3 separate regions of the Homo sapiens genome follow, and all the other regions are linked to region 1. A link is a contact called in ENCODE Hi-C or POLR2A ChIA-PET data. All regions are on one chromosome and are shown on one strand. The core of a region is the stretch at or near the end of the contact, and the rest is flanking DNA. Distances in the headings are between cores, read along the strand shown. Region 1 has its middle 24 kb from the start of ARID1B. Region 2 has its middle 120 kb from the start of ARID1B. Region 3 has its middle 140 kb from the start of ARID1B.

Region 1 (3,874 bases), core at 110-2,609:
TATTTTTCAATAAGTTTACTTCAAATTTTAAGAATCATTGTATTTTATGTTTCTGAAGAACATGAGAGCATAAAACATAGATAAAATTTGTATTTCAATTCAGATAATCTCTGATTTGTAACAGGTGGTTTCATGTTTACATTTATGAGGATTCCTTATATTGGATTTATTTCTATCATCTTATTTTATGTTTTCTAGTTACCATATTTTTTCTTATTATTTGGGTTTTTACTTTTTCCTGCTCTCTACTGCATTTCTTGAGTTTGTTGCCTTTTTTTCCTCCTCCAGTGTTTTGAAAGACACGTATTTTATTCCTTTTAGAAGTTACCCTTAAATTTTGAGTATGTCATGCTTAATTTTTAAAAAAGCTAAAGCTCAACAGTAGCTCCATTTTCTCTCTCCCCATGTTATTGTTCTCTAATTTGTTAGTTTTACCAGTTTTTGAAAATCTCTCTAAATTAGCCTTTATTATTAGAGTTGTAGGGTATCTCATATACAGAACTTATCTTCCTGTCTTGAAATTAGAATTCATATGGAGAAATAAGGGTGGAAACAGGCAAGAATGAGAGTTGAAAATCAAAATACAATGTTAGCTTTATTTCAGGTAGGTCTGATTGCAGAGAGAGATTTTAGATCTGTGGACAGATGAGCTTGCTGATACTGTATTCCTGAATTAAATGGGCTTCATGCCTGATGGCAGAGTGGGACAACAACAAGTGTCCCCAATAAGGCTGTTTGCACAGACCACGCAGACAAGAATGCAGCTTCTCTGGGAGATGCAGCTCTGAAGGAGAGAAAACAGTAGGGGCTGAGCCAAGCACGTTGAGGCCTTTCTTCTAAACTTTGCAGTCCTCCTGCCTGGTGGAAGAATGGTTGAGGAGGCAGAAAGAAGTGCACAGTGTTCTCATATTATCACTTGAGGAGATTAGAGTAGACCTTTTCTCCTCTCTATGGACATATGAGCGGGAAACAGTTGTTCCTCTAACCATTGTTACTATTATTGCTGCTGTTATGAAAGTTGTTTTCCATATTCCCTGCAAAAGTCTGATTTACCTTGGAGCTGATATTTCAGTTTCAGCTCCCTAGTCTGCAAAGACACTTCCAAGGTCCGGGAAGAAGAAGTAGCCCCAGGAGAGTTAGAGGAAGGCAGCTCTGCCAGCCTGGAGGTCACTCTGCTCACCCTAGTGGTAGTCCTGGAGCTGCAGCATGGGGGTTGGGTACCAGGCCCCAGTGACAACTTGAACCTTAGGACATCAGCCTCTTCCCCAAGGAAAACATTCTGCGACACGGCTCTACTCCCAGCCCCAGGGCCATGTGACCGGGCTTCATGGTCCCTTTGGCACACGCTCTGCCCCTGACAACAGCCCTGGCAAGGCCGAGGGTGGCAGGGATACTGGGTGTGGTAAAACCCAGTCGACCTTGACCAGCTTGCTGTGACTGTGAGATCAAAGGGCTGAAGTTATGTCTGAGGATTCCCCTCGACTACCAATAACAAATTGTGAAGCTAAAATAAACTTTTCTCAACTATGACTGATTAAAAACAAATAAATTTTGCTACTTCGGGAGCTGAGGCAAAGAGGATCATTTGACACCAGGAGTTGGGGGCTGTAGTGTGCCACAGTCACACCTGTGACTAGCCACTGCATTCTAGCCTAGGCAATATAGTAAGATCGCATCTCTAAAAACAAACAAACCAACAAACCACAAATATTGACCTACTGTGTTAGAAGACTAATCTATCCTTACAAGACAGACTTATCTCTCTACTTTTTTAAAATAGAAGATGATACTTAGAAATTATTGTCACATTAAGAGGTGATCAAAGAATATATAGCCAAAAAATGTAAGGAATAAAATGTATAAAAAAGAAAGGGATTGGTTATAATAAAATAATTGAAGCTTGTATTTTAGTCCCGGATTTTGTGATGTTTTGAGGCACTTAACTACAACTTAAATTGTCGTGATTTTTATTTTTATTCTCAGTAAATCTAAACTTTTGTACCTAAGTATTTATTAATAATTTGGTATTCCTTTCTTTAAAAAGCACCCCCCCCCACTCCCCCGCCAAACTATTAAAGCTTTAGATCCCACAAAACTTGGGCCAAACTCAGCTTTTTTTGTTTTACGAGTCATGTTTGCTGAACTAGGTGCAGGGGCTCACACCTGTAATCCCAGCAACGAGGGAGGCTGAAGCAAGAGGATTGCTTGAGGCCAGAAGTTTAAATCCAGGCTGCAAAACACAGTGAGATCGTATGTCTCTACAAAAAAATTTTACAAAATTAGCCGGGGATGGCGGCATGTACCTGCAGTCTCAGCTATTTGGTAGGCTGAGGTGGGAGGAACCCTTTAGCCCAGCAGTTTGAGGCTGCAGTGAGCTGTGATTGTACTACTGCATTCTAGCCTGGGTAAGAGTGAGACCTTGACTCAAAAAGATTTTAAAAAATTTTTATTTATTTTTATTTTTTGAGACAAAATATTGCTCTGTCACCTAGGCTGGAGTGCAGTGGTGTGATCTCAGCTCACTGCAATCTCTGCTTCACAGGTTCAAGTGATTCTCCTGCCTCAGCCTCCCAAGTAGCTGGGACCACAGGCATGCACCACCACACAAAGCTAATTTTTGCATTTTTAGTAGAGATGGGTTTCACTGTGTTGGCCAGGCTGCTCCCAAACTCCTGACCTCAAGTGATCCGCCTGTCTTGACCTCCCAAAGTGCTGGGATTATAGGTGTGAGCCACTGTGCCTGACCTGTTTATTTAATTCCTTTGCTTACCATTTCTCCTTATTTTTCCCATCTCTCTTCCGGGTCCCTTTTCCTTATTGATCAAGTACAGTCATGCAGCACGTAATGATGGACTGCGCATATGACAATGGTCCCATAGATCGTGATGGAGCTGAAAAATGCCCATGTGATATCACAGCTGCTGTAATATCATAATGCAATGCATCACTCACTTGTTTGTAGTGTAAGCAAACCTACTGAGCTGCTAGTCATATAAAAGTATGGCACATACAATTATATACAGTACATGTGACTGGCTTTTATATTTACTATATTATACTTGTTATCATTATTCTAGAGTGCACGCCTTCTAGTTATTTTTTAAAAAGTTAACTGTAAAACAGCCTCAGGCAGGCCCTTCAGGAGGTATCCAGAAGAAAGCATTGTAATCACAGGAGATGATAGCTCCATGTGTGTTACTGCCCCTGAAGACCTTCCAGTGGGACAAGATGTGGAGGTAAGACAGTGATGTAGATGATCCTGACCCTGTCTGGGCCTAGGCTAGTGTATGTCTTTGTATCTTGGCTTTTAACAATATTTTAAAAGGTGTTTTTGTTTGTTTGTTTGTTGTTTTTGTTTTCGTTTTGAGATGGAGTTTCGCTCTTGTTGCCCAGGCTGGAGTGCAATGGCATGATCTCGACTCACTGCAACCTACTCCTCCTGGGCTCAAGCAATTCTTCTGCCTCAGCCTCCCAAGTAGCTGGAATTACGGGCATGCACCACCACACCAGCTAATTTTGAATTTTTACCAGGGATGGGGTTTCTCCATATTGGTCAGGCTGGTCTCGAACTCCCGACCTCAGGTGATCCACCTGCCTTGGCCTCCCAAAGTGCTGGGATTACCAGCATGAGCCACTGCGCCTGGCCAACATTTTAAAAGTGTTTTAAAAAAGTAACGAAAGGAAGCTTGGCCAGGTGCAGTGGCTCACCTCTGGATTCCTAGTGCTTTGGGATGCCAAAGTGGGAGGATGGCTTGAGGCCAGGAGTTTAAGACCAGCTTTGGGCAACAAAGCAAGACCTCGTCTCTACAAAAAAAGTTAAAAATTAGCCAGGTGTGGTGACACACACCTGTAGTCCCAGCTAATCAGGAAACTG
Region 2 (3,643 bases), core at 714-3,213, 95 kb before region 1:
TGGATCGCTTGAGCTCAGGAGTTTGAGACCAGCCTGGGCAACATGACTAGACCCCATCTCTACAAAAAATACAAAAATTAGACTGGGCATGGTGGCTCACGCCTGTAATCCCAGAACATTGGGAGACCAAGGCAGGCAGATCACTTGAGGTCAGGAGTTCAAGACCAGCCTGGGCCAACATGGTGAAACCCTGTCTCCACCAAAAAATAAAAAAAATAAAAAAATTAGCCAAGCGTGGTGGTGCACACCTGTAGTCCTAGCTACTCAAGAGGCTGAGGTGGGAGAATCACTTGAACCCCGGAGGCAGAGGTTGCAGTAAGTGGAGATTGAGCCACTGTACTCCAGCCTGGGCAACAGAGTAAGACCCTATCTCAAAATATATATATAGATATATACACACACACATATATATATATATACACAAAAATTAGCTGGGTGTTGTGGTGTGAGTCTGTAATTCCAACTACTTGGGAGGTAGAGGCTCAGGCAGGAGGATAGCTTGAGCATGGGAAATGGAGGTTGCAGTAAGCAGAGATCAAAACATTGCACTCCAGCATGGGCAACAGAATGAGACCCTGTCTCAAAAAAAAAAAAAAAAGAATTATCTGTGGCTCCATGTTACTATTTCATGTGTTAGTGACTTCCTCCATGAAATTTTAAGCATCCTAAGGGAAGGAATATGGTTTATACTTTTCTGAACCTGCTCAGCACAGAGCAGATAATATGCACTGAGGGGGAAAAAAAAAAAACACCATTGAGATGGGGAAAGGCAAAAATAAGGCTAAAAGGACTATTTCATCTTATCTGCATTACAATCCATTCCTCCATCATACACACACGCAGAAGGTTTTTGGTTCCATTCTTAGATCAAATGGGCTTAATTCCATAGAATCATAGCATTTTAGACTGGAGGGGGACCCTGCAAATCATCTAATCCATATCTCTCATTTTATAGGCAAGGAGCCTGTGGCCTGAAAGTCTGGGATTCTCCCAAGTAAATGAGTGGCAGGCATTCCCCCAAAGGTCACACTGCTGCTGAATGAGCTGTCACTGCCACTTAGGAGCACCACAGGCTGCAGCACCAGCCAGGGCCACCCCTCACCCACTCAGTGACTCCTTCAAACAGACACTGACCCACAGCGCAAGGCGGATGTGGGGGCAGCTCGAAGCATCGCCACACCTCATGCCCCTGTCTCTGCTGGGCCCTCCATAGCACCGAAGCTCCCTTCCAATTCCCTTCAAATCCAGAAATTTGGCCCAATCAATTTACAGAACAAAGAGTTTTTTCAACATACTGTGTTTTTCTGTAATGAACCTGCCTGCACCTTGGTGTCTCTCTCAGAAAAGACGTAGATGGTAACTATCACTTTAAATGAGCAAGGAATTCATAATAAAACTGAAATCTACAACAGTCTTTTCAACCTTTATTAACCCATGCCCTCTTAAGGTAAGCACAAAATCACCCACTCCTTTAAGGGTCATTAAAGTTGCAGAATAAACCACATGCCACAGCTAAATACAAAACAGTAATAATTTAAAATGCATTTTTATCTTGAAAGATACCTTAACTTAAAAACATGTAATATTACTATGAACACTAAGTCTGCTTCCTTACTTGCTCCTCAGTTCTTTTTTAAGAGGAAATAGATTTTGTTTTTTTTTCCCAAATACAAAATACTGTAATATTCACAGTGCTTTTCTAAAACTACACAGGGTCTTATTAGGTGTTAATGGAAAAAGGCAAAGCTATATTTTAAACTCTGTTGACCTAAAAGTTAAATGATGCCAGAAAACATAAGACTTTTTGGAATGAGTACACAGCTTGGAATCTGGCACCATGTTTTTTAATTCAGATAAAAGGGGCGTTTGGCAGGGACGGCTTTGCCAAGTCTGCATGATTTGACTCTGCAATCACGAGTTCTGAAACCTCAACCTAATTCCCAAGATTACTGAGATCTTGGGGTCTGTCGTCAGCACCATCCCTGACCAGAGCGGACAAAAGTTGAATGGAAACTGAGTACCACGTGTGTAGCCTTGAAAAAAAAAAGGTTTATATGTCTGTGGCGGCCTGCCAGAGGCTTATAATAGAACCTCAAATAATAGCCAAGCAGGGAAATAGGCAGGGGCTTGCAGTTTCATCCCCTGTAGGAAGAAATCATAATATTGTCAACTAGTGAGAAAAATAAAAAATTGGAAATGTTACCGACAAGAATGTTGGGCTGAACTGCAGACTGTATTACACTTTGTTGTCCTTTGTATTCAAAGATAATGTGCCTGACAGTGATTGTTCGCTGAGCCTCAGAATGTGGCTTAAATACCAATGGGAAGCTCCAGAGTCTTTTCCATGCTCCATAAATTGTGCCGTGGTTTGCTGCTGCTGCCTTGTCACTCTTTGTTGCTCTGCTCTTTAGATTCATGGGTAAGCTGAAGCCTTTGGTCCAAAGGGAGGGAGCTCATGCCTTCCTGCCCACGGTGGGATGGTCAACTCATGCCTCTGGTTCGACAAAAGTTGATGCTACAAAGAGGAGCTTGGGAAGCCACTGTTGCTGTAGGAGGAAAGTACCTCCTTCGCCCCCAATAACCCAGGAAACAGCAAGGGTACCAGGAAACCGCTGAGCATCCTAGTGATAAGGGCATTGAGTAGAGAGCATGGACAAGTTCCAACCCCACACCACTGCCCAAATGAAACATTGAGCTCCAGAGAGTCCCCCCACCGCAGCTACCATCTATCAAGCATCTATGCCAGGAGATTTACAAACTGTGAAGTCAATGACTCATCTTATAGCCCTCAGAGAAATGAGGTCAAGGGCACACTGCTGCCCCAAAATTAGAGAGGCAGGCAGGCAGATACAGAGAATCACAAATTACCAGAGCAGAAACCTCTATGGGAACCAGTACCAAGGTGCAAAACCCTGGACTGTAATTGATAAATTGTTGGAGGCTCAGTGTGGACAGGTCTGAGAATTAAAAATTCCAGGATGACCCAGTCACAGGGGGCCCCCACACTTCTGTAAGTTTACCTTTAGGAGCTCCAGCAGCTGCACAGTGAATACTAAAGAAAGAAAACCCTCTTGAGCTTCCAGCAGGGGGAGGAGAAAAGGAACCATTTTGAGATAAAACAGAGCATTCTGTTCTTCTAACAAGACCTGCCCTCAAGAGAAACTGTTTTACCCGAGCCTCACCTGTCGGGTGCTTTTCAGAGCCTAACAGACCTGGAGAAGGGAAATAACCAATCCCAGCCTGCTGTAGCCTTCCACGTGGGGCAAGGGAAAATCCCAACTCCTACTCCCTCATATGAGTTAATATGCAAAGGGCTTTACTGAAGAAATCTAGGTAGACAACATGTAAAAACACTTGGATAATATAGGCATAGAGATGGAAATTCCACGAAGGAATCAAAAAGAAATACTAAAGATCAAAAACACTGTAACAGAGATGAAGAATGCCTTTGACATGCTCACAAGGAGACTGGACATGGCCAAAGAAAAAAATCTCTGAGCTGGGGGATATGATAACAGAAACTTCCAAACTGAAACACAAAGAGAAAAAAACGACTGAAAAACACTAAACAGAACATCAAAGAACTATGGGACACTTGCAAAAGGTGTAATACATGCATAAGGGGAATCCCAGAAGGAGAAAA
Region 3 (3,531 bases), core at 104-2,603, 120 kb before region 1:
AGTTTGAGATCAGCCTGGCCAACATGGCGAAACCACCTCTCTACTAAAAATACAAAAATTAGCCGGGCGTGGTGGCAGGTGCCTGTAATTCTAGCTACTCAGGAGGCTGAGGCATGAGAATCACTTGAACCCAGGAGGCAGAGGTTGCAGTGAGTCAAGATCACGCCACTGTACTCCGGACTGGGTGATAGAGTAAGGCTCTGTCTCAAAAAAAAAGAAAAGAAAAGAAAATTTTTGTTGCAGAAAAAAAATGTGAACACAAAGTGTCTAAAGTTATAGTGAAATAAAAAGCAGCTTTGCTAATCCCATATTCTTGCCTGAACTGTGTTTGTTTCTTTCACCTACTTCACAATCTTACCCAGCCCAATTGTTACTCTCAATTTCATCATTTCTATATTATAAAGATGTTAATAAGCATATAGTAATGTAATGATTGCAGTAAAATAACACAAGTTTATTTTTTTTAAAAAAATCATCCACCAAGAAGATAGGGTGTACTTCTCCTATTTCTCCCACTAATTGCAACTAAAAACCCTAGACATTATATATGTATATAAATCAAACATAAGAAGACTTTGAAAGGTGGATGGAAGGAGGTAGACTGAATGGGGGACTTGGGACTCAAACAATGAGAGTGTTGAGTTCTCTGGGTTTTCTTTCTGTCTCATATAGCCTGGATTTGGAAAGGAAGAAGCTGGCAACACTGAAACCAATAGACGCAGACAAAAATAACACCAGCGAAAGTCTCACTGGCCTTTTTCTTATCTGCAGAAAATTATTGATCTTTGCTGATATGCTTGTTACATGTATATTAAATAGTAATTAACAAGGCCACGTCTCTGCAACGTAGGCTATTTTATAATGCGTGTTGCAAAAATGCCTGCCTGTTCTTGCTGATTGACACAGGAAGACTCCCCTTTCTTCTGGTGTGTGTGGCTCCAGGTCTTGTCTGCAACCTCATTGCTCAGAGCTCTGGTCCCGCGGGTCTCTGTACTCTGAACCTGGTTTCACAAGGGCACGGCTTGAGGAGGGGCTCATTGTGCAGCTTTAGTAGGAAGACAACCTTTCTGTTTGGGATTCAAGCTAAAAATGGATTCCACTGCCACAATTGCACAGCAACATCTATATCTTGCCTGTTAGTGTATTATGATTTAACATCTTCCCGAGTTACAAGAGTTCAGAAGATTACTATTTAGTCATCTTAGGCTTATCATTGTGTAGGCTATAAACGGTCAGAAAATCTTGAATGAACAAATAAATATCTATTGGCACCACAGCTCAAACAGAACTGAAAGTACGTACACATACACACACACACACACACACACACACACACACACACCCCAAACACTGAAAATGCTGAATAAACTATTTTTTAATGCATACTCAAAAGCAAGGAAAGAAAATTCCCTGATGTCAGGAAAAAAGAACAACTCAAAGAAAAAGAGGTGAGTGCAAGCTGAAGCCAAACAGATGACAGGGGCGTTGTAAACAGATACAGGCCTAACAGGCGTGGGACTCAAGTTTTAACGCCTGTACAGCAAAAGGAGATGAGGCCTTGGGCCTGTACAAGACAGAAAAGCTGAAACGAAACTCCTGTTTAAACTGGAAGCCATGAAGCTGTGCCTAGGTGGTGACACTGAGCTTAGAAAGTCGGTGCCTTGGTTTAGAGAATCAGCAAGGGAGCTTGCCATAGTGCAAGGGGTAGGAAGCCTCACCCATAGGAAGCTGAAGCCAGTGCCTGCTACACACATGTGTGGTGTTCACATCTGTATTACCTACATGAGGAGAGAACCCCAACCAAGAAATTAAGACAGGCACTGATCCAGCAATCCCACTTCTGTAAACATATCCAAAACAATTGAAAGCAGGGTCTCAAATAAATGTTTGAACACCGATGTTCATAGCAGCATTATTCACAATAGCCAAAAGGTGGTAGACACAAGTACTCAGGTGTCCATCAGTGGGTGAACTGATCAATAAAATGTGGTATATACATACAAGAAATATTATTCAGCCTCAAAAAGGAGGAAGATTCTGTCACATGCTGTCACATGGATGAACTTTGAGGACATTATGCTAACTGAAATAGGCCAGGTACAAAACGACAAATACTGTGTGATTCCACTTATATGAGGTAACTGGAGTAGTTAAAGCTCATAGAGACAGAAGGCAGAATGGTGGTGGCTAGGGGCTGGGGAGAGGGGAAAACAGGGAGTCACTGTTTAAAGGGTATAAAGTTTCCATTTTCTAAGATGAAAAAGTTTTGCAAATTGATTGCATAATACCATGAATATACTTAATGCTACTGAACATTACTATACACTTAAAAATTTTTAAGTTGAGCGAGGTGCAGTGGCTCATACTTGTAATCCCAACACTTTGGGAGGCCAAGGTGGGAGGACTGCTGGAGCCCAGAGACTTTGAAGGAGCAATAAGCTATGATTGTGCCACTGCACTCCAGCCTGGGTGACAGAGCAAGACCCTGTTTCAAAAACAAAAAATTGTTAAGATGGTAAACTTTAATTTAAAAATTAAAAAGAAAACTGGTACAGAACCAAGGAAACCTCTGGGCCCCACAGAAGAGCAAATGGAAAACAAGAATATCTAGACAAGAGCACGGTCGGGATCCCATGTCACCCCAGAAAATTAATCCCCACTGAAGATGAGCTCATGCGCAAAGATGACAAGCCACATAGGGAAATGAGTCACTGTGGAATAATCGGCAGAGGCAGCAAATGAAAAAAAATGTGTTCGCCGAGAGAGATAAAGCAAACATTCCTACCCAAGACACAAAAGATCATCTATAAACCGTAATAAAAGAACAGAAGACTGAGGAGGTTAGGAGACGGAGAAGGAAGAAGTAGCATTAAAGAATAAAGGACAAACTAAATAGGAATTACAGGAATAAGCAAATAGACCATCATTACAATTTTCAAAAAGAACATCATTGCATGGGTTAAACACTGGTCTAATTGATACTGGTGACGAATCCAGAGCGTGGAAAATAAAAGCAACACGTTTTATTCAGGCCAGACCTTTTCCAAGCCAATTGTATGATTTATGACCCAGGATGCAACACCCATTCTACAGCCAGACACAAAATAATATCAGGCATTCCTCTTGTTCATTCTCAAATATTCAAACTTTGGATCAGGCACTATTTTTAAGCCCTGGAAATACAGTTACGAATGAGACAGACAAGGTCTTTCTTCTTCTGGTTCTTGCATTCTAGTAGTTTGTTATCTAGAAGATAATAAATAGGCATAAATAAAATAATTTCAGATATTGATAAATATAAGGAAAAAAATAATACAGAACATAAGATAGAGAGTAATGGGGCTGTCATTGGGACCACCTTAGACTAGGTATCCAGAAAGGTCTCTCTATAGAGTTGGCATTTAAGCTGAGCTTAAATGAGAAGGTGCCAGTCAAGCCAAGATCTTTGAGAAGAGCAATCCAAAGGGAAGAAGAGTTGAGGACAAGGGCTCTGAGAAAAGAAAGGAGTACGAGCTTTTGGATTATGGTTTA

What was found. Hi-C counts contacts between places; a loop is a spot of excess contacts on that map. ChIA-PET counts read pairs that join two places held with the same protein, here RNA polymerase II (POLR2A). Pooled maps may share reads with other maps.
Region 2: a loop to region 1 is called in a pooled map, with 2.1 times the contacts of the local background. The contact joins two enhancer-like sites. A Hi-C loop is called at or near these places in 2 of 50 pooled maps. POLR2A ChIA-PET finds 5 or more read pairs at or near these places in 3 of 52 experiments (OCI-LY7, activated B cell and activated T-cell).
Region 3: a loop to region 1 is called in a map of OCI-LY7, with 7 times the contacts of the local background. The contact joins two enhancer-like sites. A Hi-C loop is called at or near these places in 1 of 168 maps with a recorded cell type or tissue (OCI-LY7), 7 of 37 single-sample maps with no recorded cell type and 3 of 50 pooled maps. POLR2A ChIA-PET finds 5 or more read pairs at or near these places in 2 of 52 experiments (OCI-LY7 and activated T-cell).

Annotation. Positions count from the first base shown.
Region 1 is chr6:156,751,557-156,755,430 of GRCh38, forward strand. No RefSeq gene overlaps it. Among named protein-coding and RNA genes, the nearest start is that of ARID1B, 24 kb to the right of the region's middle. RefSeq lists enhancers at 1,213-1,282, 1,473-1,572. Within about 2 kb of position 1,360, at least 7 of the 41 ENCODE cell types and tissues checked have a DNase peak (open chromatin) inside an H3K27ac peak, as active enhancers do; they include OCI-LY7, where a contact is called at or near this core.
Region 2 is chr6:156,656,402-156,660,044 of GRCh38, forward strand. No RefSeq gene overlaps it. Among named protein-coding and RNA genes, the nearest start is that of ARID1B, 120 kb to the right of the region's middle. RefSeq lists enhancers at 638-1,152, 1,153-1,666. Within about 2 kb of position 1,964, at least 3 of the 41 ENCODE cell types and tissues checked have a DNase peak (open chromatin) inside an H3K27ac peak, as active enhancers do.
Region 3 is chr6:156,636,503-156,640,033 of GRCh38, forward strand. No RefSeq gene overlaps it. Among named protein-coding and RNA genes, the nearest start is that of ARID1B, 140 kb to the right of the region's middle. Within about 2 kb of position 1,354, at least 4 of the 41 ENCODE cell types and tissues checked have a DNase peak (open chromatin) inside an H3K27ac peak, as active enhancers do; they include OCI-LY7, where a contact is called at or near this core.